Linked DNA regions of Homo sapiens: region 2 is linked to region 1. A link is a contact called in ENCODE Hi-C or POLR2A ChIA-PET data. All regions are on one chromosome and are shown on one strand. Each heading gives the region's core, a stretch centred on a gene start or an enhancer-like site at or near the end of the contact. The rest is flanking DNA. Distances are from core to core; before and after follow the strand shown. Region 1 has its middle 250 kb from the start of LINC02388. Region 2 overlaps LRIG3-DT (LRIG3 divergent transcript).

Region 1 (5,462 bases), core at 1,468-3,967:
AATACAACAGACTTCAAATATTATTATAGTGCTCTGCAATCAAATTCTAGTTTCTACATTCTAGGAACTTAAATGAAAACTTAGCCATTAAGGTCAAGAGAATCCTCTTCTGGGCCTGCTGGAACATTTTTTGTCTTTACATAGTCCCAGTTAGGCTTCTACTCTTGTGTTTTCCACGATGTTTTGTATAAGGATGGTTGCATCTTTGTATCTGGTCTCAGGCTTTAATGTCTGCTTATAAATTTGTTGAAATATGTCATCTTTATTATTTGGATTCCATGGAGATTCCTCCTTCCAATATACTCGGAGAAATATTGGTTGTCTGCTTTTTTAATCATGGGAATAATCTTTTTGGTTTGCTTTGCTCCTCTCTGTCTCTTCCTAGAAAGAGAGAGAAGTTTGATTTATTGCACTTAGTAGAAAAAGTCACTACCTGATGGTATAAATTGAAAGTAGCTGTCTCCTGCATGCAGTACCGTGGCACTTCCTTTGCCATGCCATTAAACATGCCCCTTGGAAGCACTGGTTTAAAGACATCACTATGATTGCATTTCACAGCATTGTTGGGTATGCTACTTTGTAGTGATTAGTATAGATTATTGATAATTACATATTTATAGTCTTATTCAAAGAGTAGTCATTTGAATTTGGACCTGAGAAAGAAAAAGACATTGTCCTGTCTAGAAGCCAGGAGTCAGGATAAAGTGATCATGTTCCCAGAGTGTGGACACCATGGGGAAAAATATAAACAGAAAGATTTCCCAGTAAGAAACTCAGGTCTAGAATAGTGTCTGAAACACTAGTGGATCCTGGAAAATTTAATTGTTCATTCAGCTTTAACAAGGAATGAAGTTCTGATACAGGCTACAACACGGATATACCTTGGAAACATCATGCCAAGTGAAATAAGCCAGTTACAAAGAGATAAATATTGTATGATTCCACTAATATGAGGTATCCAGAGTGGGCAAAGTCATAGAGACAGAAAGCAGCATAAAGGTTACTAGGGTCTTGGAGGAGAGGGAAATGGGGAGTTATTGTTTAATGGGTTCTGAGTTTCCATTTGGAAAGATGAAACAGTTCTAGAACTGGATAATGGTGAAGGTTGCACAACATTTTGAGTGCTCTTAATGCCATAGAACTGTACACTTTAAAATGGTTAAAATGTTATGCATGTTTTGTCACAATAAAAAAAATAAAATTGTTTAAAGGCGGCACTGAATAAATACTTGTTTACTGATATCTCCACAGGGCTATTAAAATGATGAAACGATAATATTAAATGACTGCACATACTCATTGTCATATTCTTGCATATTCTGAGATTATTATACTTACCCTGTTCATTGTCAGAAAACCTCAGAGTTGAACATAAGACATCTGTATTTAGAAAGCAGGCTTTGTTAGCAATAGAGTTATACAAATGTGACCACAAATATTACTCATTAGGTCTTACAGCTCCTAGACCACATGCCTTCATCCTTGGTCTATCAAATATTCTAGACATCAGTGACTAAATACATATATTTTACAAATTTACTTTAGACCGTATGTTCATCTTAATCCATCAAGGAAATAAAAATTGTACCATGAATCCCTTCACTTTCTTTTTTTACACTAAACCCAAGAAGTCAGTAAAATGTAAAAGCTAAGCAGTTTCTAATTTCGGTTTACACATTTTCTGTAAACTGCAAAAATCCACCAGAGGAGGATTTTTATGTGTAATAAAAAACCTGCATAGCTTTCTCAGAAGGGGGTTTCATACCATACGATCCCTCACCAATCTAGAAAGAAAATGCAATTCCTGATCTGTAACTGCTAGCACACCCACCTGTCCCTTCTTCCCTAATGAGATGAAATTATAACGGGGAGAGCAATTTGCAAATATCCTCCCCTTGGCTGATTTATGCTTCTACATTGTGTGTCAAATCCTTTCTGAATCCTTTTTGTTGCATATATGAGAAGACATTTAGAAAAAGATTTTGGAATGCCTTTAATCTTCTAAATCAACAATAAAGAAAAAAATGAAATAAAGGTCAAGGTTTTGATATACTGCTTCTAAAGTACATCCCACACTGAGTAAAACACCATGAAATCATCTGTCAGAACTGACTTTCTTCCAGAGACTACATTCCAAGAGCGTGAAGAGAGCAAAGTGGCTATTGGATGGTTTCCTTAGATTCCAATGCACCTTAATCATATTCACAAGACTGTACGTTTTCATCACTGCAGGAGCTGGCAGAATTTTGTGACAATTCTGGGAAATGCTTTCAGATGGCCCCTTCTATGAATTATGAATGTTTCACAAAGCTCTATGGTAAATGGAATAGCCTTGTTCTCCACAAATGCAGGGGTGGATTAAGAGGTGGCCTTCCTTTGTTTCTTTGCCTTGAAATTTAATATTGTTTGCAAACAGAGAAATTAAATCTCGATGAAGGTAAGTAGGCTTTAATTAGTTGTAAACAATTATTTTGTCTTATGAAGAATTACATTTGTTTATTGTATTCATTAGAGATTGTATAAATACCACCATTTTCTTTCCAGACTGTGCTTAATGTGATATGAATAGATTTACAAATGACTGCTTTTAAAAAACAAAACAAAAAAAACAACTCAGTTCTCATTATTCATTCTTGTTGTTTTCTATAAAGTCACCACAAATGCTGAATAAGCAAATACTAAACCATTGCTCCTAGGGGAAGTACAGTGTTAGGTTCCTGCAAGCCTCTAGTCACACTTTTGTGAACCTTGTTTCATGTGTCTCTGTTTAAATACATCTTATTTAATATATAGTGTTGACTCATTAACATTGAACTCAGCCACCAGCACCATGACTCATGCCTGAATGAAATTTATTTAACACATGTATTTTCTCTGTAAGGCACATTACAGTCTTCTTCCACTGAGGAACAATAGACAACACTTCTGCACTACACTTGGGGACAATTTTAAACACTGAAATCACCGACAAGTAAGCACAAATGTGAAAAAATGGCACTCAATAGACTGAGAAAAGGACTCTTGTTTACAATATAAAAGATAAACAAGAAGACAGAGCATTGCCTTGCTTGACCTCAGCTGGGAACATGTGCTTCAGATGACTCAAATTCTTCCTGCTCTGCACATGTCCTTGAATGGCCATGAAAGCACTAATAGTGTTGATCTTGGGGTTATGAATAAATTTTAGCAAGTAGGAAAACTTACAAATACCAATTTCTCAAATAATGGGAATCAACTATATACATAGTCATCTGAGACATCTCTCTGCTCGAGACCATTTTTCACCTCAAAATAGTGGCCAGTTGTTAGGACAGAGTCAGGAAAGCCTGCTCAGTTACTGTGAGATCTCTGTTCCACTGTAGTCTTCATTCTATTTCTGCAGACTCCAAACAGTCTTATAATAAAAGTTACCTTCCTCATTTCCCTTTGTTTTATAGGTTCCCATGGGTGAATTTGGTGTTACAGCAAGATTTGAAACTGTCTGACCTGATAGGGGTGAAAAGAATCTGGCTGGACTGTCCACCTCTCACTGTGGGGGCAGCTCCTGGCTTAGAAGTTCTAGACCAGGTCCAAAGGCTGTTGACAGAGAACCCACATCTTATCACAGGAGATTCCAAGGAGTCACACAGATGGCCCCACGGAGGGTCAAGCTGGAAGAGGAAAGGGAAGGTGAAATATGAGAGAAGCTGAAAGGATATACAGCAGGAAGACAAGCTTTCAAGGAGCTTCAGTGTGTGCATCTGCATTTAGACCACAAACAGCAACAGTGCTGGAATTTCCACTCTCTGAGGTGTTAGGTATGACAGTCCCATGGTAGGGAAAGTTATTTAGAAAGAATCATGCAAAATTGAAGAGAATGTTTAGAATGTTTATTTAATAAGCATCAAGTTTTGCTCAAGCTTAATAGATTCTCAACTGTGTGACTTTAGGAAATACAATCTGTACAGTGTTTCTGAAGTAACCACTTACCAGACAATAAAACAAATCATACAGCTAAAATAAACATCTCAAAATTATCTGCCCAGCCCTCAGCTTCCCAACCACTCTGCACAGATATGTGTCTATTTTATACCTAAATATTACCCAAAGTGGAAACTTTTAACTATCCACCTATACCTCATTTCTGTGTTTTATCACAGTAAGTCCCAATTCCATGAATTTGCTTTTGCCATTTTTATGACACATCAATGGCTGTCCAAAAGACTCCAGAAATTATTCAACTTCCAGTAGGTCACTGAGAAAGGCCAAGAGAGAAAATTTCCATCAAATGGGTACTTTCTTCACCAGAAATAGGGGTGGAAGACTCTCTCAACAAGACACCACAGAAGAGGTGGGTGGGTGGCAAATTTCTTCTTTGTTTTTCTTCTGTAGTGTTCCATAGATGCCTCTTCCATGACAGTTTTACTATGTGATAATTATTTGTTAATATGTTTGGTTTTCCTCTAGATCCCAACCTTCCTTGATGAAAGGATGCTAGGTGCTCAATAAATGCTTCATGAAGAAATGAACCCAATCACATGCCAGGTCTGCTTCTATCTATACCATATCACCTACATTTTTGGCTTTATTAATTAACAAAGAAGTGGGGAGGGAGTACAAATCTATTTATTTCTAAGAACTCACTCTGTGCTAAAGTCCTCTGAGCAACATGTGGGCATCAGGGTCTGTCTGCATCCCAGTTAATATGTTTTCACTGAGCTTCCTTTCCAGGCTGGATGCACACAGAGTGCCAATGAGAGTGCCTAACCCTACTTGGACGATCTGTCCTAGTCCTTTGGAAGCTTCTTCCTCTGACAGGATACTGTCCTAGAGATTATCCCACTGCCCAGGGAAACTCTGGTAAGGAGGCAGAGACCTATACCCAGTCCCCAAATCTCATCTATGATTCAGGCATGACAGATCATCATGGCTACTGATCCTTCTCTGCCCTCTTTCCCATGCAAGTGATCCTACAGGATTTCTAGTATTCTAAAGGCAGCCCAGAGCCATAAAAGCATTTAAAATAGCACTTTCTGAAGTAAGGGAAAAGTACTTGATGTGGAGTCTGGAGATTAGGATTCAAAGCCAAGTTCCATCTCTTTGGAAAAGTCATTGGTTAAGTTTGAGCTTCAGTTTCCTCATCTGTAAAATGGATGCAATAATAACTATCTTGTGAAGTGCAAATAATATAATGGGTGTGAAAAGATTACATAAACTAAAAAGTTATACACATGTAAGTTAGTGAATGTAACTCAGCTCTCACCACACAGGCCTTCTATCTGTTCCATTAAGTTCATTCCTGCCCAAGTCCTTTGTGCTTGCCTCTCCATCTGCCTAGAATGCCATTTGTTGGATTCCTTCATGACTAATTTCTACTTTAGTCATGTCTACTCAAATGTCACCTTCTCAGAGATAATCTCCCTGGCCCTTTATCACTTTAACCCACTTTATTTTTTCTTGCAGCACTTATTGCTTATATTATG
Region 2 (5,595 bases), core at 830-3,329, 510 kb before region 1:
GTAAAATGATCATAAAAAATATTAACCTTACATAGCTATTGTGAGGATGAAATAGATTAAAATGTGCAAAAGTACTTAGCATGATGCCCGACTCAATAAGTCTCCTTTCAACACTAAAATGATGTTAGAGACTGTAGTTACATTCCAAGTAGTTCACAAAAACCAAGACAGCCACACTATGTAACAGAAATATGTCTATCTCAATGAAAAAAAAATAAAAGAAATCATATTGTTGCCACATGTCTAATTAATGCAACATAGGAAATAAAAAATTAAATAAATGAGGAATTAAAGTTGTGTTCCTACATGCAACTTAAACATCTTGATTATTGGTGCTTGAAAGAAAGGTATATTTCGTAATGAAAGTTAAAAGTCCCTGAAGCTTTTCTAGTGGTTTTTTTATCTAATAAATATTATCATTTTCCAGGCTGGGCACTGGAAAAAGGGAAAAAAAATTATGCAGTGAGCAAATGAAGATGGGAACACTTCACTCTTGTTGCTTACAGTCTGGTGAGGGAGATATTTAAGAACAGATTTATACTTTCAGGCTGAGATAAGATCCCTGATGATGCAGTGAATAGAATGATGGAGATAATGATTTCCCTGGATGGTGGAAAAGGAGTAAGGACATGGTAGGGAATCCAGAACCAACTGACAAAGGCAGAGTGTTTATATGTGAGAGTGATCTATGGGATAAAACGTTAACTGACTTGTAATTGGTGAAAACAAGAGTGAGGATTTGTTGGTGCTTCCCCACAGGGAATGACTCAGGAAGGGAAAGAATGAAATGGTGAGGAGATAGTGTTTCTCCTACATTGTGGCTAAACCTGGGAGGGAGCTGAGTGCAACCAGTTGTTTGCATGTAGAGATGTATGTTTGTGAGGCTGACATTGGCCACTAAGAAATGAATACAAAGGTAGTTGATCCCAGAACAGTATAGATGACCTGTTTTGGAAGAATACAAATATACATAAAGCATGCCTGGACAATAACAGTATTAGCAATAGGGCTGTACCAGAACCATGAGCTTTAGAAAGGATAGTTACAGTCAGCAACCAAAAAAAAAAAAGGATGTTTTCTTTACATGAAAAATGCTTCAAACCTGTGTGAGTAATTCTGGAATTTTCAATAAGCCCAGTTGTTATAAGGAATGACTCACTCTTGCCTAATAAGTGAAAGAATGAAGTTTTAGAAACAAAATCATCTGTTCCCCAGCCGGAATGGTTTATTTCACAACTGAAAGTTTAACATTAAACAAATATAACTCAAGTCACAATGCAATGATGATTGATGTTTTTCATCAACATCCAATTATCATTCCATCAAACACTGTTGTCTGGGCCAAGTAAAACATAGAGTATGCATCTAGAAAGGGTTATTCTCTACACCTTTTCAAAATCACTTGCAGGATATAACTACACTTACTGAATTTCTGACTTGTTAGAGCATGTCACAGGGAACCTCTCCAAGTGAATTTGGGTGTTGTGTTATCGCGTGTGCTTTCCAAAGTATATTAGTTGCTTTTGCTATTTGAACTTAAAAAGGAAGCCCCTTTCATTTCTTTAACTTACTCCTTTAGAATAATCTGCATCTGTGTTTTCTTTGTCTTTTGTTAGCTGTGAAGGCAGCTACTTAGGTATCAGGCATGATGGTAGGCTGTGGTGTGAGGTCTTGTAGGAGGTGAGGGAAACTGGTGGGATTTCAGGAAAACAAAAACAAAATAAAAACATCCCTTTGACTGGGCTTCAAAGGAAGCCATCACATTCAGAAACAGCTCTTCAAGAAAACACAATCACTTCCCATTTTGTTCTGTGCTAAGCCAGTGGTTCAAAAGAGGAGTGATGGATGGCTTGGAGACTGCTGTAGTTAAAAAAAAAAAAAAAAAGAAAAAAAGCCTCACATTCCCAAGGATGCCTTTTGTCCCAGATCACTCTGCAAGCAGCTCCCTCAAAGAGCCAGGAAGCTTTCTCACCAATTCTCAACCTTCTCTCCTCTGGGAAGGCAGCAACAGCTGCTTCACCATCAGGAGTGACTTGCTGAGGAAGACAAAGAACGCACCTTTCCTGTCTGAAACTTCAGGGAGGGCTGAGCACTGAAATAAAATTAATTGCTCAAATTGGAACTTGGCCAGAACCCCAAGGCTAACAACGTACTGTTACAGGAGGGGGAAAAAAAGCTTTAATGAACTTAGGAAGAAGAGATCTAAAAATTATATCAAAACAGACAATACAACTTTTCCCGCCATGGCTTATTTCAGCAGGGAGTGACTTGGAAGGGAGGTGGGAGGGAAGAGTCTGGGTCTCCTGGAATTCTGGCTATCCAAAATCTGAATGAAATCATTGACTTTGCCTCACTTCTAAAAACTTGCTTCAACCTAGAATGATAATTAGGAAGCAGATCTGGTTTAATGTATTATTAATTTAATCTTAACCTTAGTTAAAATTCATAACTTCCTATTAAGGACATGGGTTCCTGTTGAACTGGCCTATCCCAAAGCTTATGAAGAATCTGTAAGATTGCACAAGCAGCATGCAGAGGCCTGAACCTAGCCCATGACAGGTTCTTCTCCCATCTCATCAGAGGGCCTCTGAGCACCGTCCCTGAGAACACAGGGAGAGGAGCACGCAGCCATGCAAATTTAAATTTAATTCCATTCAGCCAGCATTGGTGGGCCAGTTGGGTGCTAAGAGATGTTCAGTATCAAAAAGAGTATCACAGACAAGAGATGTTAATGAACCACTTTGGGCTTGGGGAACAAAGAGATAGGTAGCCTGTGATTTGAACCCAGAACATTAGAGGGAACCAGTACTGAGAGCACTGACTATAGAAATCGGCTCAGAAAGCACAGCCAGATGCACCAGATACAGCATACAAAGTTCAGAGATGGTCTGCGTGCATGTGCAGGATGCAATGTTTGCCTAGTGGAATAGTGGTCTCCCAGTGGCTGGGTATGGCCGATGACAAAGGACCCAGAGCAGGAGATGTTTGGCAAACAAGAGCCCTGGAGGTTATCATTAACTCTTTCAACAAATACATATATTGAGCATCTACTGTGTTATAGACATTGTGCTTAATGCTGGGGATATAAGTGATCAGCATGGTGGACACTGCTATCTAGGAACTTAGTTCACAGGGAATAGTAAGCCAGCGAAGGATCTGAATTTGTGGGCCAGATTCTAGTCTCCTCAGCAAGTAAACCAGAGGCCAGCCTTCATGTTGGAGTTCCCCATTCTAGATGGTGACAGGTTACAAATAAAGAACTAAAAAACAGGAAAATCAGTCTGCTAGATAACTAGTAGGCTTTCAAAGTAGGTTTCTCAGAGCTATCAAATGCCCCTGCATTGGCAAAGAACAGAGAGAAGAAAGAGGAGGGCTTCATTTGGACCAATATATCTATATACTTTCATCTGGCTTCCTTGTAAATAAACGTACTTTGTCCTGGTTGAAGAATACATTTCCTAATGGAGTGATTAAAATATCAAAGTAATACCATGCTCCAAGTTTGTCATTTAATAAATGGCAAATAAATGAAGCTTATTTATTTATTTAATAAAACAAATAATTCTTATGTATTTATTTTAAAATTAATAAGTGGCAAATAAATAAATTTTATTTCCCTTTTAGTAATTTTAAAAATACATAAATTGTATATATTCTATAAATATTTATCAAGCATTTACGATGTACTAGGAACTGTGCCAGATCCTCTAGATGCCAAGATTAAAATAACAAAAGTCCTGCCCTCAAAGAACTTGTAGTCAATTGGAGAAGACAGACAAGTAACTAGCTATTATAGCTATGCCTTAGCTGCCTTTTCTACCTCCATCCCTATCCTACTGGGATTCGAGTAGATCCAAGGTAGATTTAGGTGCTAGAGGTGAGAGTTCAGGCTAGACTAGGAAATCACAATGAAGGTGGACTGAAGCAGAAAGATCCACTTCAGAGTGAAATTGAGTTAAATGCATCAAGTGATTCAAAGGCTAAATTGAACACTAAGGTGAAGAAACAAGCCCAAAGTCTGCAATACTGGGTAGATCTAGAAGAAAGTGAGATGAAAATTGCAGAAGGAAACTGTGTGTGATAGAGACAGAGAAGAAGGTTGATCAAAAACTGAAAATATAGCTTATTGATCTCTAGCTTTATAGGGTTGGGAGGCTAGGCAAGTTTAGAAAAGTCAATACAGGGTAAAATAAAGACAAATGTATAAAGCTCTGGGAACATAAAGGAAGAGGACAGACCTCATTTGTGATGCAGCAGAGATGGTGAGAGTGGGCTTGTGGAGGTCTTCACAGATGAAGCAATGATGATTTGATTCTCTAAGCCTGAGCAGGAGTTAGCCAGACAGGGGAAGAAAAGGGCATTCCAGGCAGAGGCAACCCCCTATAAAATCACGGCAGCTTCAGAAACCTTGTCACAGTTGGCTTGATGGCTGGGCTTCTTAGGAGCAGCTGGAGATGAAGCTAAACTGAAGGCAGGAGTCAGATTGTTAATTTCATTTTAACTCTTTAATGAACTAGTTTAGGGAGAAAATTTTCATATTTATATAATTTGGATAGTTAACCTATAAATCACAAACTTTTAGATTCAGGGATAGTATAGAAAGTATCCAATAAAAATGTTTTTATTCACTCCCTTAAAAATAAGTTTCTATTTAGTCCACCATAAGCCAACTAGAATAATCTGTGACTTGCTAACAGTTGAATTTCGCATCCTTTCTTAGGAAAACATTAAATCTGCTTAGTTCAGTTAAAAAAGTGAACATAGCCATTTTCATGCCTCCTGATGAAATTATGGCCCCTTATATGATCCCAATACTTAATCACTGTTAAATATAAATTTAACTGCTGAGGGTTTAAGTTGCAAGGCTTGTATTTTTGGGTCTTCAACCTCTCATATATTTGTTTCCTCAAATTTTTCTGACTTTGAAATTGCATGAGATCGATTAAGTCATTAGCCACAAATTAAAGATTTGCCACAAGATTCTTCAGTCCTTTGTAGGCTAACATGTTGCTGCTGGCTGTTTATGGAGCTAATCTTAATCCAACATCAGGTTGCACTTGGTTACTGTTCCATCGTTTAATCAGTTGTTTGGGTGCTTGTGGTGGTGGTGGTGCGTAAAATACTGTTCTTAATTATAAAACTCCTATCCTTGGATCAACTTGTCCCAGATAACATTTGTTTCATCTTTATGCACATTCTTTTAAACATTACCAAATGTGCCATCACAGAAAATCACTGATTAAACATTTGGAACAAGTAGCTGGAATCATTTGGTGCTAACAGCAGCCAAGGCAGAGATGTGTGTTATGCAAAGCAGGAAACTGTGAGCACTTTCATCAGGTCTATTTATTGTTCAGCTTAGTTTATACTCTTTATTCTGGATGAATTAATAATAATCCTTTAGAATCACAGAGCACCTTTATTATAAGAATACAAAGCATTCTCTCATACCCTCTCTCTACTCATTTTGCAACATCCCCATAAAGCAGGAAGGGTCAGGTATTCAGACAGGAAACCAAAGCAGACGCTAAATGACTTTCCCCAGGACATATGGTTAGCCACAGACAGAACCATAACAAGAATGCGAGTCCCTTG

The links. A loop is a pair of places that touch in the nucleus more often than their neighbours do. ChIA-PET counts read pairs that join two places held with the same protein, here RNA polymerase II (POLR2A). Pooled maps may share reads with other maps.
Region 2: a loop to region 1 is called in a map of chondrocyte, with 7 times the contacts of the local background. The contact joins two enhancer-like sites. A Hi-C loop is called at or near these places in 1 of 168 maps with a recorded cell type or tissue (chondrocyte) and 5 of 50 pooled maps. POLR2A ChIA-PET finds 5 or more read pairs at or near these places in 2 of 52 experiments (AG04450 and BJ).

The regions. Positions count from the first base shown.
Region 1 is chr12:58,526,811-58,532,272 of GRCh38, reverse strand. No RefSeq gene overlaps it. Among named protein-coding and RNA genes, the nearest start is that of LINC02388, 250 kb to the left of the region's middle. Within about 2 kb of position 2,717, at least 4 of the 41 ENCODE cell types and tissues checked have a DNase peak (open chromatin) inside an H3K27ac peak, as active enhancers do.
Region 2 is chr12:59,037,160-59,042,754 of GRCh38, reverse strand. The region is part of intron 2 of LRIG3-DT (LRIG3 divergent transcript); the gene reads right to left. Among named protein-coding and RNA genes, the nearest start is that of LRIG3-DT, 120 kb to the right of the region's middle. Within about 2 kb of position 2,079, at least 6 of the 41 ENCODE cell types and tissues checked have a DNase peak (open chromatin) inside an H3K27ac peak, as active enhancers do.